Linked DNA regions of Homo sapiens: region 1 is linked to region 2. The links are chromatin contacts, found by Hi-C or POLR2A ChIA-PET in ENCODE. All regions are on one chromosome and are shown on one strand. The core of a region is the stretch at or near the end of the contact, and the rest is flanking DNA. Distances in the headings are between cores, read along the strand shown.

Region 1 (6,783 bases), core at 2,358-4,857, 1.0 Mb after region 2:
CTCTTGGAATAAATTAAATGTGTTAATTCATGGAAAGTGCTTAAAACAATGTCCAGCACATAGTGCTTATTGCATGGAAGCTGTCATTATTATCATTATTATCTCCCCATCAACCCATGTAAATATGCCCAGAGTTGGGAGAAATTCTCATCTATAATGATACGTTGCTGCTAAGTGCTAGGATTTACAGCGATTCTGTTTTACTCTTTCTTTTGTGTTTTTCTGTAATCCTTGAATTCTTTATAATAAACACATTTATTTTGTAAAACCCAAAAGTTATTACTACAGGTTGAAAAAAAGTGCAGACTGCAGTCAGACCTCCTAGGTTTAAACCCTAACTCTACTATTTAGTAGCTGTGTTTTTTGAGCAAATTATTTACGCCCTCTAAGTCTGTTTCCTCCTGTATAAAATGGGGGTAAAAATGTTACCTACTTCATTAGGTGGTTACAAGAATTAAATGAGATAATTTAATTAAAGGGCTTGGCATGGTACCTGGAAGAAAGAGTGAGATAAATGATTGCTATTATTAGCAGGAGAAGTCGTGGTGGTTGTGTTATTTCTTTTTTTCTTTTTAAATTTTTTTTTTTTGAGACAGTCTTGCCCCGTCATCCAGACTGCAGTGCAGTGGCGTGATTTCGGCTCACTGCAACCTCTGCCTCCCAGGTTCAAGCAATTCTCTTGCCTCAGCCTCCTGAGTAGCTGGGATTACAAGCCAGCACCACCATGCCCAACTAATTTTTTTTGTATTTTTAGTAGAGATGGGGTTTCACCATGTTGGCCAGGCTGGTCTTGAACTCCTGACCTCATGATCCGCCTGCCTCGGCCTCCCAAAGTGCTGGGATTACAGGTGTGAGCCACCGCAGCCGGCCGGTTGTTATTTCTTACTACGGCCAGGAACATGTTTTGTTGACCTCAGTGTTCTTGGCATATAGTAGTCACTCTGGAAACAGCTGGCAGTTTAGCAGAGGCACCTCGGGCATCTTACACTGGGTGGTGGCATGGGAACACTCTTTTCTAAAGTAGAAAAAAAGTTGAAAAGTTCTCAACCCTCCCCCTCAAAGTCAAGGTTTGGGTCCTTCTGGTGATCGGGAAGCACAGGTTATTTCTCCGCAGCTGTCGAAGCTCTGTGGGGAGATGAGGCCCTTACAAGGTCTAGAAGGTCTAGCCATTGTCTTCTTATTCTTCCATATCATGACCAGCCAGAAGCCAGAGCCATTGCTCTCCATGACAGTATGTCGTTGTTCATGAACTGTAGGCAAGTCAGCCCCATGAGAACTTCTGTTAATGCAAAACCTTAAGTAAATGGTGATGGGGAAACTGCAGCCACTGATCCACTGACTGTGGATACATGTGTGGGGTGTGTTGGGAGATGTCTAAAACAATCCCCCCAGGGAAAGATTCCTTTCCATATTTCCTAAATATTTTATAATAAGCATGTATTCATTTAAAAAAAGTTATAGAAAGCCTCTTCTTTGTCACTGCTGTCCCAATAACTGAGTACACTTGGTGGCCACTTTTCTTTTGCTCTCTTCGTTTAGTCCCTATAGGATTTGAAGTCTTGTTAAGTGGAACAGGAGGGACAGATGGTGCCTGAAAACTTATTCCTATTGAGACTCCTGAGCTTCAAGCCATCTGCATTCACATACAGCACATTGGCAATGATACTGTTTTTTAAAATCCATTAATTCGATAAATATTTCTCTTTTTTTTTTTTTTGAGACGGAGTCTCGCTCTCGTTGCCCAGGCTGGAGTGCAGTGGCGTGATCTCAGCTCACTCCAACCTCCGCCTCCCAGGTTCAAGCGATTCTCCTGCCTCAGCATCCTGAGTAACTGGGATTACAGGCACCTGCCACCATGCCCAGGTAATTTTTCTATTTTTAGTAGAGACGGGGGTTTCACCATGTTGGCCAGGCTGGTCTCGAACTCCTGACCTCAGGTGATCCGCCTGCCTCGGCCTCCCAAAATGCTCCCAAAATGCCCAGTGGCTCACACCTGTAATCCCATTAACTCGATAAATATTTCTAGAGCACCTACTATGTGCCAAGCACCCTTCTAGGTGTTTGTTTGCTAAATCTAGCAACCCTATGTTCCCACTAAAAGAGAATGTGAGGCTGGTGGAAATGAGGGCTTAGGAGACACAACAGCTGTAGGCGTGGTTCCAGTTACTACAAAAGTGACTAAATAACAGCTACAGTAAATCCGACCCTGAATGTAACGGTGACATGAGTATAATAGTGAAAGTGACTAACTGGGCACAAGGGTATGAGGACAACAGTGTACCCTGAAGGGGCCTGTTAAATACTGGCTTGACTGTGTGGCAGCAAAAGTGGCTGCATGACAATGACAGTGAAAACAACAGAAAGGGCAACAGCTGGGCAAACAAAGTGCTATTTTGAACAGAACCGTTTGAAGTTTATGGTCAATGACGGTAGCTGCATGTCAGACAGTGACAGTAAATATGATCGACCGGGAGACAGCAACAATGCAAGTGACAGTTCTGCCCAGTAGATTGAATTTGTGATGTAAAACGGTGATGGGGTGAGTCAGTCAGCCAGAGACAGCTCTCAGAACGACTGAATATTGACATTGCAGATGGAAAAGGTATAACCACAGAGGAAGCTGGACATTGCACTAAGATGGCTGGATTTGGGCACGTAACTGTCAGGGACAGAAAAAGTGGCTGCATGTCAGTGACAGGGTGACTGTGTTCAGTGGGCCAGCGCGGAGGTGACTCAGTTTGTTACTGCTGGATCTGATTTAAATGTTTGTGTAAGGAAGGGTGGCAAGGGGACGCTTCAACAGGGAACGCATAGTGTGTGAGAAGGAAAATGAGCAAAAGAAAAGCTAGGACTAAATCCCAAAGCCCCTAAATCCCAAAATTGGGAGGTGCGAGAGGCAGGATCAGGATGCCTCCAGGATGCCTTCAGCCCACTGCGCCCCACCAGCGCCAAGCCTGTCCCACAAAGAGTGCGGGCTGGGGACGCGGCTCAGGTCGCCTCTCCGCCTCGCACGTGAATGTGTTGTTTTGGAAAAACGAAGCCTTTTGTGTTCACTTCCTTGCCCTCCTTTGAAACAAAATCCTAATCCTAGAGCTGCCGGAGCGAGACTGCGGAGCTCCATTAGAACTTTCCTTAGGGCCGGGCATGGTGGGAGGCCGAGGCAGGTGGATCATCTGGGCTCAGGAGTTCGGGACCAGCCTGGCCAACATGGTGACATCCTGTCTCTACTAAAAATAGAAGAGAAAAAAAAAATTAGCAGGGCGTGGTGGCGCGCGCCTGTAATCCCAGCTACTCGGGAGGCTGAGGCAGGAGAATCGCTTGAACCTGGAAGGCGGAGGCTGCAGTGGGGCGAGATCGCGCCGCTACACTCCAGCCTGGGAAACAAGAGCGAATCTCCCATCTCAAAAAAAAAAAAAAGAAAAAAACTTTACTTAGGAAGTGTGGGGAGGGAAGGAGGGAGTGGCCAAGGTCAGAGGTCAGAGAAGAGCCTAGCAACCAGCCGGCCCCCGCCGTCCTAGCATAGGTGGAGAGCGAGCGCGTGACGCAGGCCCCGCCCCCAGCACGTGACCGCGGCGCGTGGGGCAGGTCGGGCCGCCCCCTCCCCTCTGATACCCATTGCGCGCCGGCCTCAAGATGGCCGCCTTCTGGCGTCTCCGGCGCTGTTGAATGGCGAAAGCTTTATTGTTCCCTTCGGGCAGGAGTGTTCGTGTCCTCTATGGCGCTGTCAATAAAGAACGGCAGTTTGAATCGGTGCTGAACAGGTAACCATAGAAACGGGGCTGGGACTCCGCGTGGAGACCCTTCCTGCAGCGGGGGCCCGGGTGCGCCCTAAATGAGGGGTGTATACAGACCCTTCCGCGTGGCGAACTCCGCGGGACTCGGCCGAATCACGGCCGCCTCACCTACACCCCGGACGTGCCCCCTCCAGGGGCGGTCCGCACCCCTGGCGCCGGCTCTGCTGTAGACTGCGGAGGGGAGAGACCGCGGGGACCCACTCAGGGCGCCAGGCCCGACCTGACACCGCCTGGGGCTCGCTGTCGCCCCGCACCTCCCTCTCGGCCCGTCCGGAGGCCTCTTGTCGCTGTCTCACTCCCCCTCCCTTCAGGTCCCTTCGCCGGGCGTCAGCGGACTATGGCCTTGGGCCTAATCCATGCCCCCCTTCTCTCTTCCCCTCTCGGTCTTTGTTTACAGTTGCAAATGGTTAGGGGGAAGAATATTTCATGTAATTTGCGAAAGTTCTATGAAATCAAGTCCATAAATGAAGTTTTATTGGAACACGGCCCTGTTCATTGTTGATGTATTGTCTATGGCTGCTTTCCTGCCAAGAGGGCAGAGCTGAGTAGTTGCGCAGCCGTTGCTTGGCTTTGATCGGCTGGCTCACAAAGCCAGAAATATTTCTGTCTGGTCCCTTACAGCAAAAGTTTACTGACCCCTGCCCTAAACACAAGGAGATTGGATCAGTGTTGTCATTCAGCTATTCCTCTCGTCGGTTCTTCTGGAGTGGGAAAAGAGTTAAAACTGCGCGATGCACCGAGAGCACTTTAGTTGACAGAACACTCTGGCTTCCCTTCTGGTCTTACTGACTATTCAGAGTTTCTCCTGCTTTGAATAGCGTTGGTACCATGCAGCCAGTGCTGCAATGAACCAGGTGCTTTATTTATATTCATACAAGTGTTGTTCTACTTTATGACGACGCTTTATAAGTAAGTATGGTATTTCCATTTTACAAACGAGGAAGAAATTTGTTCTGAGTGGTTAATATATGTATAGGTGTACTAGGTTATAGGGCTGCCAAATTGAGCCTGTCCCTGGGAGCCCCCTGCCTGATGGCACCGGTCAAACTGCTTTGGATTTTATTCTTTCAAGTCTTTTCTACCTGGAATTGTTTGTTCTTCCCTGGAATTGTACCCAGATCTTTGTATGGTTAATGGAGATTTAATTACAATCTCAGTGAAATTTTTTTCTACTTAGCTAAATCATCAAACTTCTGCCCCTCCTTTCTAATATAAACACTTTTCTTCTATGTCAGTAGTCCCCAAACTTAGCTATTCATTAGTGGTTTAACAAATGGTTTCAGAACACCCCATGCATGTACGCATGCATTCATTAATCATTTAGTGTTTGTTGAGCACTTACTGTGTACCAGAGACGTTTCAAATTCCTGGAAATACAGTGGTGAACAAGACAAATATGATTTCTGCCCTTCCATGGAATTTAAATTCTATGTGGGGCTTGGACAAGTGGTATACAGGTAGACAAAGATAATTTCAAATACAGCTGTAATAGCATCATCATAATAAAATTATTAGTTGCTATTTACTGAGTGATTATTTTGTGCCAGGTACTGTGCTAAGTGCTTTATTTATATGGACTATCACTTAATCCTCACACCAATACTATGACATAAGTAGTATTAATATTACCATTTTACGCATAGAGGAAACAAACTCACGTCGGAGAGATGTTCGAGGTTACATAGCTAAGGCATTCAGCTGAGAGCTGAAGCTAATCTGATCACACTGAACACCCTGTATTGTTCCATCTGTTTATTGTCTTTCCTACTAGCTTAGGAGGTCCTTAAGGGCAGGGACCACACCTTACTGTTGTTATCCTCAGCTGCTAGCCAGTACCCACAACCTGGTGTTTGCAGGTAAATACCAAGTAAACAAATCTAGGTCATTCATTGAACAAATTTTTATTTTATTTTATTTTATTTATTTTTTTGAGACAGAGTCTCGCTGTGTTGCCCAGGCTGGAGTGCAGTGGCACAATCTCGGCTCACTGCAACCTCCGCCTCCCGGGTTCAAGTGATTCTTCTGCCTCAACCTCCTGAATGGCTGGGACTACAGGCATGTGCCACGACACCCGGCTAATTTTTTGTGTGTTTTTAGTAGAGACAGAGTTTCACCATGTTGTTCAGGCTGGTCTTGAAGTCTTGACCTCAAGTGATCTGCCCGCCTCAGCCTCCCAAAGTGCTGGGATTATAGGCGTGAGCCATCGCGCCCGGCCTCGAACAAATATTTTAGTGTCTCCATGTACCAAGCACCACTGTCTAGGTCCTGTGATTACCAGGGTGAGCAAGATGGACCTGGGGCTCTGTTCTGGAAGCTAAAGCCTAGTGTCAAGACAGTAAAGAAATAACAAAGTTATTCCAAATTGTGGCAACTGCTCTAAAGGAAATAAAACAGCACGGAGAGAGACACTAACCTGGGAGACTCACTTTTTATCTGGGTGGTCAGGGAAAACCTCTCTTAAGAAAGGCAGTTTAAGCTGAAACTTGTTGAGTGACAAGGAACCAGTCTAGCAAGAAGGGGAAAGGGAGAGACGAAGCTGGGAGGAAGAACTTTTCAGCAGGTTCAGAGACTAAGGTGGGTAACAACGTGAGATGTTGGAGAACTCAAAGGGAGTCACTGTGCTGTGGTTCACTCCTGTGCTCAGTCCCTGGCCGTGAACCCAGCTACTACTGAGAGAACTGCACGCCCAAGGGCAAGTTACAGATTAGTTATCTGACCTGGAAAATGTGGATAATGGTGCCTCCTCAAAGGGTTGTGCAGATTAAATAAGAGAAACTGTATTCATAGCTATGGTATTTTCTTTTTGTTGTTGTTACACATATTGCTGAATAACCAAATTTAGCTCCAAATGGAAACTTTATAAAGTGCTAACTAATAACAAAAATCCAGAAATACATTACAGACAAAATTAAGAATGGGGGAATCCAATTAAAAATAGAAGCCCTCTACTTTCTATCTCCAGAAAGAGGGGAGCAGATCTTGTTTTTTC
Region 2 (7,812 bases), core at 116-2,615:
GGGCCTGGGGTGAGGTTCACAGAAGATAATGTGCCTTGAGCACTTGGTGAACTATAAAACTCTAAACCATTGAGGGCCCTAGTTTTATCTGTTCTCCTGGCCCAGAGCAGATTAGAAATAGCAAATTAGTGCGAAGGCAGAGGGTGGCAAACACAGGCCCTTCAGAAGGGCAGTTGGCAGCACTGGGGGAGGTGCCTGAAAAGCACAAAAGCAGGCATTGCAGCCCCATGGTGTCGCCCACCTTGGTGGAGAGATAGGATTGAACTTCTGTGTGAGCTCTTTGGAACGCTCTTCCTGACCCCTAACCAGTTTGGGGCCTGGGACTTGGCACGTGGCTGGCACGTGCCAAATGGGAAGGGAGGCTGGGTGTGGTGGCACACGCCTGTAGTCCTAGCTACTCGGGAGGCTGGGGCAGGAGAATCGCTTGATCCTGGGAGGCAGAGGTTGCAGTGAGCTGAGATTGTGCCACTGCACTCCAGCAAGGGTGACAGAGCAAGACTCGAGGTCAGGAGTTCTAGACCAGCCTTGCCAACATGGTGAAACCCCGTCTCTACTAAAAATACAACAATTAGCCAGGCAGGATGGTGGGCACCTGTAATCCCAGCTATTTGGGAGGCTAAGGCAGGACAATAGCTTGAACTTGGGAGGTGGAGGTTGCAGGAAGCCAAGATCATGCCATTGCACTCCATCCTGGGCAACGAGAGCAAGACTCTATCTCAAAAAAAAAAATAAAAATAAAAAAAGCGAAAACGTACATAAAATATCCCTGGAAGGATTCACAGGAACAGCATCCCACAGATTGCCTACAGGGTGAGACTGGGAGACAGGAATGGAAAAGATGCCTATTTTAACTTTACAATTTTCTGTACTATTTGATTTTTTTTTTTTAATAGATACGGGGCTCTTTCTTTTTCGTCCAGGCTGGTCTCGAACTCCAGGGCTCACGCCTGGCCCTATTTGAATTTCGAACCATGTAAATGTACCATCTTTTCAGAAAAAAATAAAATCCGTGTGGGCACGCGGGGACGCTCCGGGCCTCCGAGGGGGTGTGTCTTCTGCTTCTTTAACCTGGCAGGGGCGGTTCAAGTGGCCGGGGAAATCAGCGATTTGGAGGGTCGAGGGCTGGTGCTTTGAGAGAGACGCGGAGGGCAGAGAGGGATTCCCCGTCCCAGCTGCACTCGGTGCATCACCTAGGTTACTCCTTTTCTCGGCCCGCAGGGCCCCTAACCTGCTCGAACCTGTTGTGCAGTAGAGGCCGCCGAGTCCCTTTAAGGCCCCGCCGCGCCTGCGCCTTGGGTTCTCCTGACGCGGCCCATCCGGACCCTGAGGAGCCAGTGGGCTGCAGGCGCAGGCGCAGGCGCAGGCACAGGCGAGGGGTTGGGTGGCGGTTGAGACAGCGGCGGTACTGGGATGGGTAGGTGAGGATCCCGAGACTGAGTGAGCTTCTGCGCGCGGTGCTTTTGGGAACGCGGGACTGGCAACCTGCGGCGCCAGGAGCTGGGCCGAGGCGCGGCGGCGCGGCTGCGGGCCGCCGTCTGGATGGGAAGTTACGGCGAAGTCCACCCAGCGTTTCTCAGGTGAGGGCGCCGCGCCAGGCTGGACGGGCGGTGAATCCGGGACCGGCGGGCGCACACCTGGGTCGAGGCGCGGCCGTCGCAAGTTTTGTTGCGCGAGCGCGGGGGCGGGTGGGAGGTGGGGGGTGTGGGGGGTCGTGCACCGCCGGGGGCTGAGTTCCCCGCGCTGGATTCTTCGCCTGCCGCTGCCGCCCTCAGCCCAGCTCTCGTGGGCGCTGGGGAAGAAACTCGCTGGCGGGTGTTCTGTGGCATCCCAGGGGGTGGAGGGACGGAGCAGCTTCGGGGGCACGTCCTCCTATATCCTGTAGAGGACACTGACTCCGCACCCCACCCTCGAGGCCGGAAATCGGTTCCCTCTGCGGGCCTGAGAGGCGAGAGCGCTCGCGCCCCTGACTTGCAAAGTTGGGGTCTTTACTGGCCTCCGGGCTTCTGCTCCTGGCGGTGTCTCCAGGCTGGTGATGGGCAAGCCAGGTGTGCCAGGTCCAGGATGCACATGAGGAGCGTTTGTAGCCATCACTGAATCACCTCCTGACTAGCGGGGCAAGCCTCAAATGAACCGCAGGATTTCGGCTAGGTTGGATTGTGGGGTTGCTGTTTGCACTCCGAGGAGTTGCTGTGGTTTCCCTGTGCCTGTCTGTCTGTCTTTCTGGCTTCTTAGATCATCATCTCATGTGGCGTCCTTTCACCGAAGAGTTAACCAAGACGTTTGGCCTAGTTTCCTTGCTTTCCTTCTGTCTTTTGCTGCTAGAGCTGCTTTCGAAAAGAAGTCTTTTCTGGCAGTGGTACCTTTTCTTTGGGTTACGGTGTTGTTCATCCTTTCTTTGCCAAAGGAATGAATCCCAGTGCTTCACGAAGTTAAAGATCTGCTGGTAGTGTTTAATCTGTTTGGAGCTGATATGCGTTAGTAGCTTTCTTTTTGTTTTTAAATTTTATTAGTAAAATTTCACTAGTGAACCAGAAGCTATTTTTTTCTATTCTGAAATGCTGGCTTTAAGATTTCTGATAACTTTGCGTCAAAGAAATCTTGGAAAAGTTACTGAAGTATACAGAAGAAGTTCACAATTTTAAATGTGCAGGGGGCCCGGGCGCAGTAGATCACACCTGTAATCCCAGCACTTTGGGACGCCAAGGTGGGTAGATCACTTGAGCCCAGGATTTCCACACTAGCCTCGGCAATGTGGCAAAACCCTATCTCTACTAAAAATACAAAAGTTAGCTGTGTGTGGTGGTGTGTGCCTGTAGTCCCAGCTACCCGGTAGGCTGAGGTGGGAGGATCACCAGAGCCCGGAAGGTTGAGATTGCAGTGAGCCGTGATCATGGCAGTGCACTCCGACCTGGATGGCAGAGTGAGAGCCTATCTCAAAAAAAAAAAAAAAAAAAGTAATGAATTTTGACCAAGTGAACCACCACAGATCAAGAAATAGAACATTACTAGACTGGAGTATATTTTTGGAGTGGCATTGTTGGTTTTAGAGGTATATGAATGATAAAACTTTAGTATTACATATTGTTGAACATTTTCCCAAAGTGGTTGTACCATTTAGCAAGGATATTCTGGTTACCCCACATCCTCGCTGATGCCTGTCAGTTAAAAATCATTTTGCCATTCTAGTAGGGGTGCAGTAATATATCAGTGTGGTTTCATTGAGATTGAGTATCTTTTATTGCCATTTATGTGTCTTCTTTTGTGACATGCCTGTTAAACCTTTTTATCCAGTTTTCATTGATATGCTTGTTTTCCTGTTGATTTGTAATACTTTATTCTGGATATGCCTCCTTTCTAGGATTTATATGTATTGCATTTCCCTTTTTTCAATCTGTAGCTTGCGTTTTCACTCTTTTATGTTGTTTTTTCATGAATGGAGATTCTCTGTTTTTTTTCTTTTTGAAACAGGATCTCACTCCATTGCCCAGGCTGGAGTGCAGTGGCACAATCACAGCTCACTGCAACCTTGACCTCACAAGGCTCAGATGATCCCCCTGCCTCAGCCCCCAAGTAGCTGGGACCTACAGGGGAGTACCACCACACTCAGCTGTTTTCTGTATTTTTAGTAGAGATGGGGTTTTGCCACATTGCATAGGCTGGTCTGGAATTCCTAGGCTCAAGTGATACACCTGCTTCGGCCTCCCAAAGGATTGGGATTACAGGCATGAGCCACTGCACCCGGCCTGAGATTCTTAATTTTAATGAAATTATACTTTATCAATCTTTTCCTTTATGGTTACTGCTTTTCATGTCATCTTTAAGAAATCAATGCCTAACCTAAGAGTATGAACACATTTTTCTGTGTTAACCTTATAACAATTTTATTTCAGTTTTTGCATTTTTTTTTTTTCAGACAGGGCCTCACTCTATTGCCCAGGCTAGAGTGTGGTGGCAGGATCTCAGCTCACTCAACCTCCATCTCCTGGCTCAAGTGATCCTCCCACCTCAGCCTCCTGAGTAGCTGCGACTATAGGCATGTGCCACCATGCCTGGCTAATTTTCGTATTTTTTGTAGAGATGGGGTTGCAACATGTTTCCCAGGTTGGTCTCGAACTCTTGGGCTCAAGTAATCTGCCCGCTTCAGCCTCCCAGAGTGCTGGAATTACAGGTGTGAGCCACCCCACCTGGCTATGATTCACTTTTTACTACATGGATGTGTCTGCTTTATCCAGGACCATTTATTGAAAAGACCATCCTTTTCCTTCTGCACCATGTGGCACTTTTCTTCATAAATCGATTGACTGTATGGTCATCTGATTTATGAAATTAGTGTGGGTCTGTTTCTGTTTCTGGACCAACCTGGGTAACATAGTGAGATCCTGTCTCTACAAAAGATAAAAATAATAAATAAATGAATAAAATTTAAAAAATAAGTGCATAGAGCAGATGGAGTCATAGGTGATAATTTATAAATGATTGTCAGTTTCTTGGCTACATACAGGTGTTGGTAATTCAGATGTGTTGGGCGTTCAGGCAAAATGTATTAAGTGAATTATATGGTGTTCAGAATGATTGCTAGAGGTTCACTGTGACTTCAATTAGATGTTATTTGAGCCTCACAGAGCTGCAGTTTTGACTCTTTTATTTATTTGTCTTTTTGAAGTTTTTACAATCTTCCTGTCAAGGCAGTAACACTTTTATACTTAATTGTTCTTAGGTATACTTAATTAGCGAGAAAACTTTATGGATCATCCCTAAATAAGTGTTAAGCCATTTAAAGGGCTCACGTGATGTGATATAAACAATAGTATTCTACATAATAGTTTTAGGACTACATAGAATAATTTTTTTTTTTTTCTTGAGACAGTGTCTCGCTCTGTTGCCCAGGCTGGAGTGCAGTGGTATGATCATGGCTCTCTGCAGCCTTGATCTCTCAGGCTCAAGCAGTCCTCCCACCTCAGCCTCCTTAGTAGCTGGGTCTACAGGCATGCACCACTATGCCTGGCTAATTTTCTCCTTTTTGTAGACAGGGTTTTCCTGTAGTGCCCAGACTGGTTTCAAACTCCTGGGCTGAAATGATCCTCCCACCTTGGCATCCCAAAGTGTTGGGATTACAAGCATGAGCCATCACACCTGGCCATTTTAGTTTTAATAATTTTTATGTTTTTCTAATTTAAAAGATTTACTAAAATCTCTTACGGCTGTTATTTATGAATATAGTATTCATTGTTGTTATTATGATGATTTTGTATGTGTTCAATCTGATTTTCAATATAAGCTACCGGCAATTAGAGATTTTGTCTCTTTTATTCACCACTGTATTCTCAGTACTTGACCTTGCCTGGCATGAAACAGATATTGAATAAATATTTCTTAAAAGAATGAATGAATGAACATACTAATACCATATTCAACAATCTCCAAGTATCACAGTTTTCACCATCTAACAAATAAAATAGCTGTATAGAGTAGAGTCACAGTCAACCTGCCATGAAAGGAAATGTCAATGAAAAATAAACCTTCGTATGTGTAGCTGCTAAGATTTTGGGGCTTTTGTTACTGTAGTATAACCTAGCGAAAGCTCAGTGAGGCAGCATATACAATATATGTGTACAGATAGACCAGCTAGACCAGTAGATGAGATTCCAAAGATAGTTCAATAAGCATTAACTAACAACACCCACACTCTCTTAATTCCCTAACAAAAATAATGGAATTCTTGTTCACTAAGATCTGCCTCAAATATTACTTTGTGAAAACTTCCCTGGCTACTCTAGTATTTAGTCAGGACTCTATTTTTTTTCCCGCCGGGCTGGAGTACAGTGGTGCCATCATAGCTCACTAACCTCTAACTCAAGGCTCAAGGAATCCTCCTGCCTCAGCCTAAGGAATCCTCCTGCCTCAGCCTCCCGAGTAGCTGGGACTACAAGTGTGTGCCACCATGCTCAGCTTATTTTTCATTTTTTATTTTCCAAGACGGGGTCTTACTATGTTGCCCAGGCTGGTCAGGACTGTTGATTACATATGACAGAAACCCAACCACCTCTAGTTCCCACCACCTTTCAACCTGCTCTTCCCTGGGTCTTCCCAGTCTCCGTAAATGGCAGCTCCATCCTTCAAGTTGCCGAAGCCCCAAATCTCAATGTTAACCTTGATTTCTCTCTTTTATCTCACAGGCAATCTGAAGGCAAATCCTGTTTAGACCCAGGCGAAGGTTCCTGGTGACCCAGGCTCTCACCAGCCAATTGTCCCTTGCCGTCCTCCTGAGGGTATCTGGAGCTTCAGTGCTGTGTGCTCTTGGCCTCCACACTGGGGATGCCACTGACTCCCACTGTCCAGGGCTTCCAGTGGACTCTCCGAGGCCCTGATGTAGAAACTTCCCCATTCGGTGCACCAAGAGCAGCCTCACATGGTGTGGGCCGACATCAAGAGCTGCGAGATCCAACAGGTAAAAATCCCGAGGCATTGCCAGCTCGGTGGGGTCAGAGAGTCCTCTTTCTATTATAACTCAGATGTGAAGGGAAGATGTCAAGGTCCCTAAACATTGCAGGGCCTTGCCTGGCATGAAACAGATATTAAATACGTATTTGTTAAATGAATGAACAAATATCCACAGCCTGTGCCGCCCATGGCCTGCAGTGCCGTGGTCAGGTGGAAGTGATTTTACTTCAGGAGAGGACAGTGTTCTCTCCAGGACTTTTCCTTACTAGCTAGATCTGCATCCCTCTCCCCGCTCTTCCCCTCTCACCCCCCATTCTCTGCCCCCATTTCTCTCTGTTTCCACCCTACTGTCCCCTTTCACCTGCTTTCTGCTCTTCAGCTTTGATGGCTCACCCCCTCCCTGTCCACCTGCATCCCCCAGGCTAAGGCTCCTACACTGTCCTGGGTGGGGAGATGTGTCTCGTTTTAGGCAGTGCCCTCTGGATGTGTCTAGGATGGGGAAACATGGCTCAGTTGCCAGTATAATGGGTTAAAAGTGGCCACTTTTGAAGGCCTTTCCCACCTCCCATTCCAGAATCCTGTAGGACTTAGAATTTATGGGCCACAGTGGAATTCTTGGTTTCCCAGGACCTTGTGGTGGACACCTTCTTTCACTGAGCATTCATGGGGTGACTATTAGGTACCAGGCCCTGCTCTGGGCTAGAGGCCCCACAATGAGTAAATCTCAGGTCAGTACCCCACGGAACCCACCACTGCAGGCATTGAGAGGGGGAGAAAGAAAGGGGCATGGCCCGTTTGTGTTCTCCTCATGTGGTCGCCCACAGGTCCTGGGGGAGTAGGAGCCAGTGCAAGGAGAGAAGTCCAGTGAGAAAGGCAAATGGATGACATCAGACCCAGGGGCTGAGGTCCCCAGCTGCAGCTGGGTAGCTTCTGGAGTGGACAGGGAGCAACAGGGAAGTTCGTGGCCTGGTGTTCTGGGATGCATTGTCTCATCTCGTTCTTGTGAGCACCAGAACTTATCCAAAGACAAGACTCAGTGTCTCTGGCAACAGTGGGCCAGAGACAGAATGTGTGAATTTCAGAGGAGGAGGAAGGGGTTGTACCCCATGGAAACAGTATATGGTTTTACAGTAGCGCATCTTTCTCTAATAACTGGTTAGTGTGTTCCTGTTAATGGAAAATATTGGTGGTGTAAGTTTCCCCACTGTTCTCATCTTCATGTAAATTTGTTCATTTCCTTCCTTCCTTCCTTCCTTCCTTCCTTCCTTCCTTCCTTCCTTCCCTACTTCCCTCCAACTCTCTTTCTCTTTATTCTTTCCCTGCCTCCCTCCCACCCACCCTCCCTCCCTTTCTTCCTCCTTCCCTCCCTCC

Evidence for each region. Hi-C counts contacts between places; a loop is a spot of excess contacts on that map. ChIA-PET counts read pairs that join two places held with the same protein, here RNA polymerase II (POLR2A). Pooled maps may share reads with other maps.
Region 1: a loop to region 2 is called in a map of naive thymus-derived CD4-positive, alpha-beta T cell, with 4 times the contacts of the local background. The contact joins the promoter of ZBTB40 here to the promoter of NBPF3 in region 2. A Hi-C loop is called at or near these places in 1 of 168 maps with a recorded cell type or tissue (naive thymus-derived CD4-positive, alpha-beta T cell) and 5 of 50 pooled maps. POLR2A ChIA-PET finds 5 or more read pairs at or near these places in 1 of 52 experiments (MCF 10A).

The regions. Positions count from the first base shown.
Region 1 is chr1:22,448,244-22,455,026 of GRCh38, forward strand. ZBTB40 (zinc finger and BTB domain containing 40) reads left to right here and starts at 3,608. Exons shown (of 18, transcript NM_014870.4): 1 at 3,608-3,761. RefSeq lists silencers at 2,853-3,147, 3,462-3,661, 4,002-4,091 and enhancers at 3,537-4,098, 3,812-3,891.
Region 2 is chr1:21,438,772-21,446,583 of GRCh38, forward strand. NBPF3 (NBPF member 3) reads left to right here and starts at 1,366. Exons shown (of 15, transcript NM_032264.6): 1 at 1,366-1,577; 2 at 6,177-6,448. The coding sequence starts at 6,316. RefSeq lists silencers at 970-1,019, 1,985-2,279 and an enhancer at 1,500-2,010.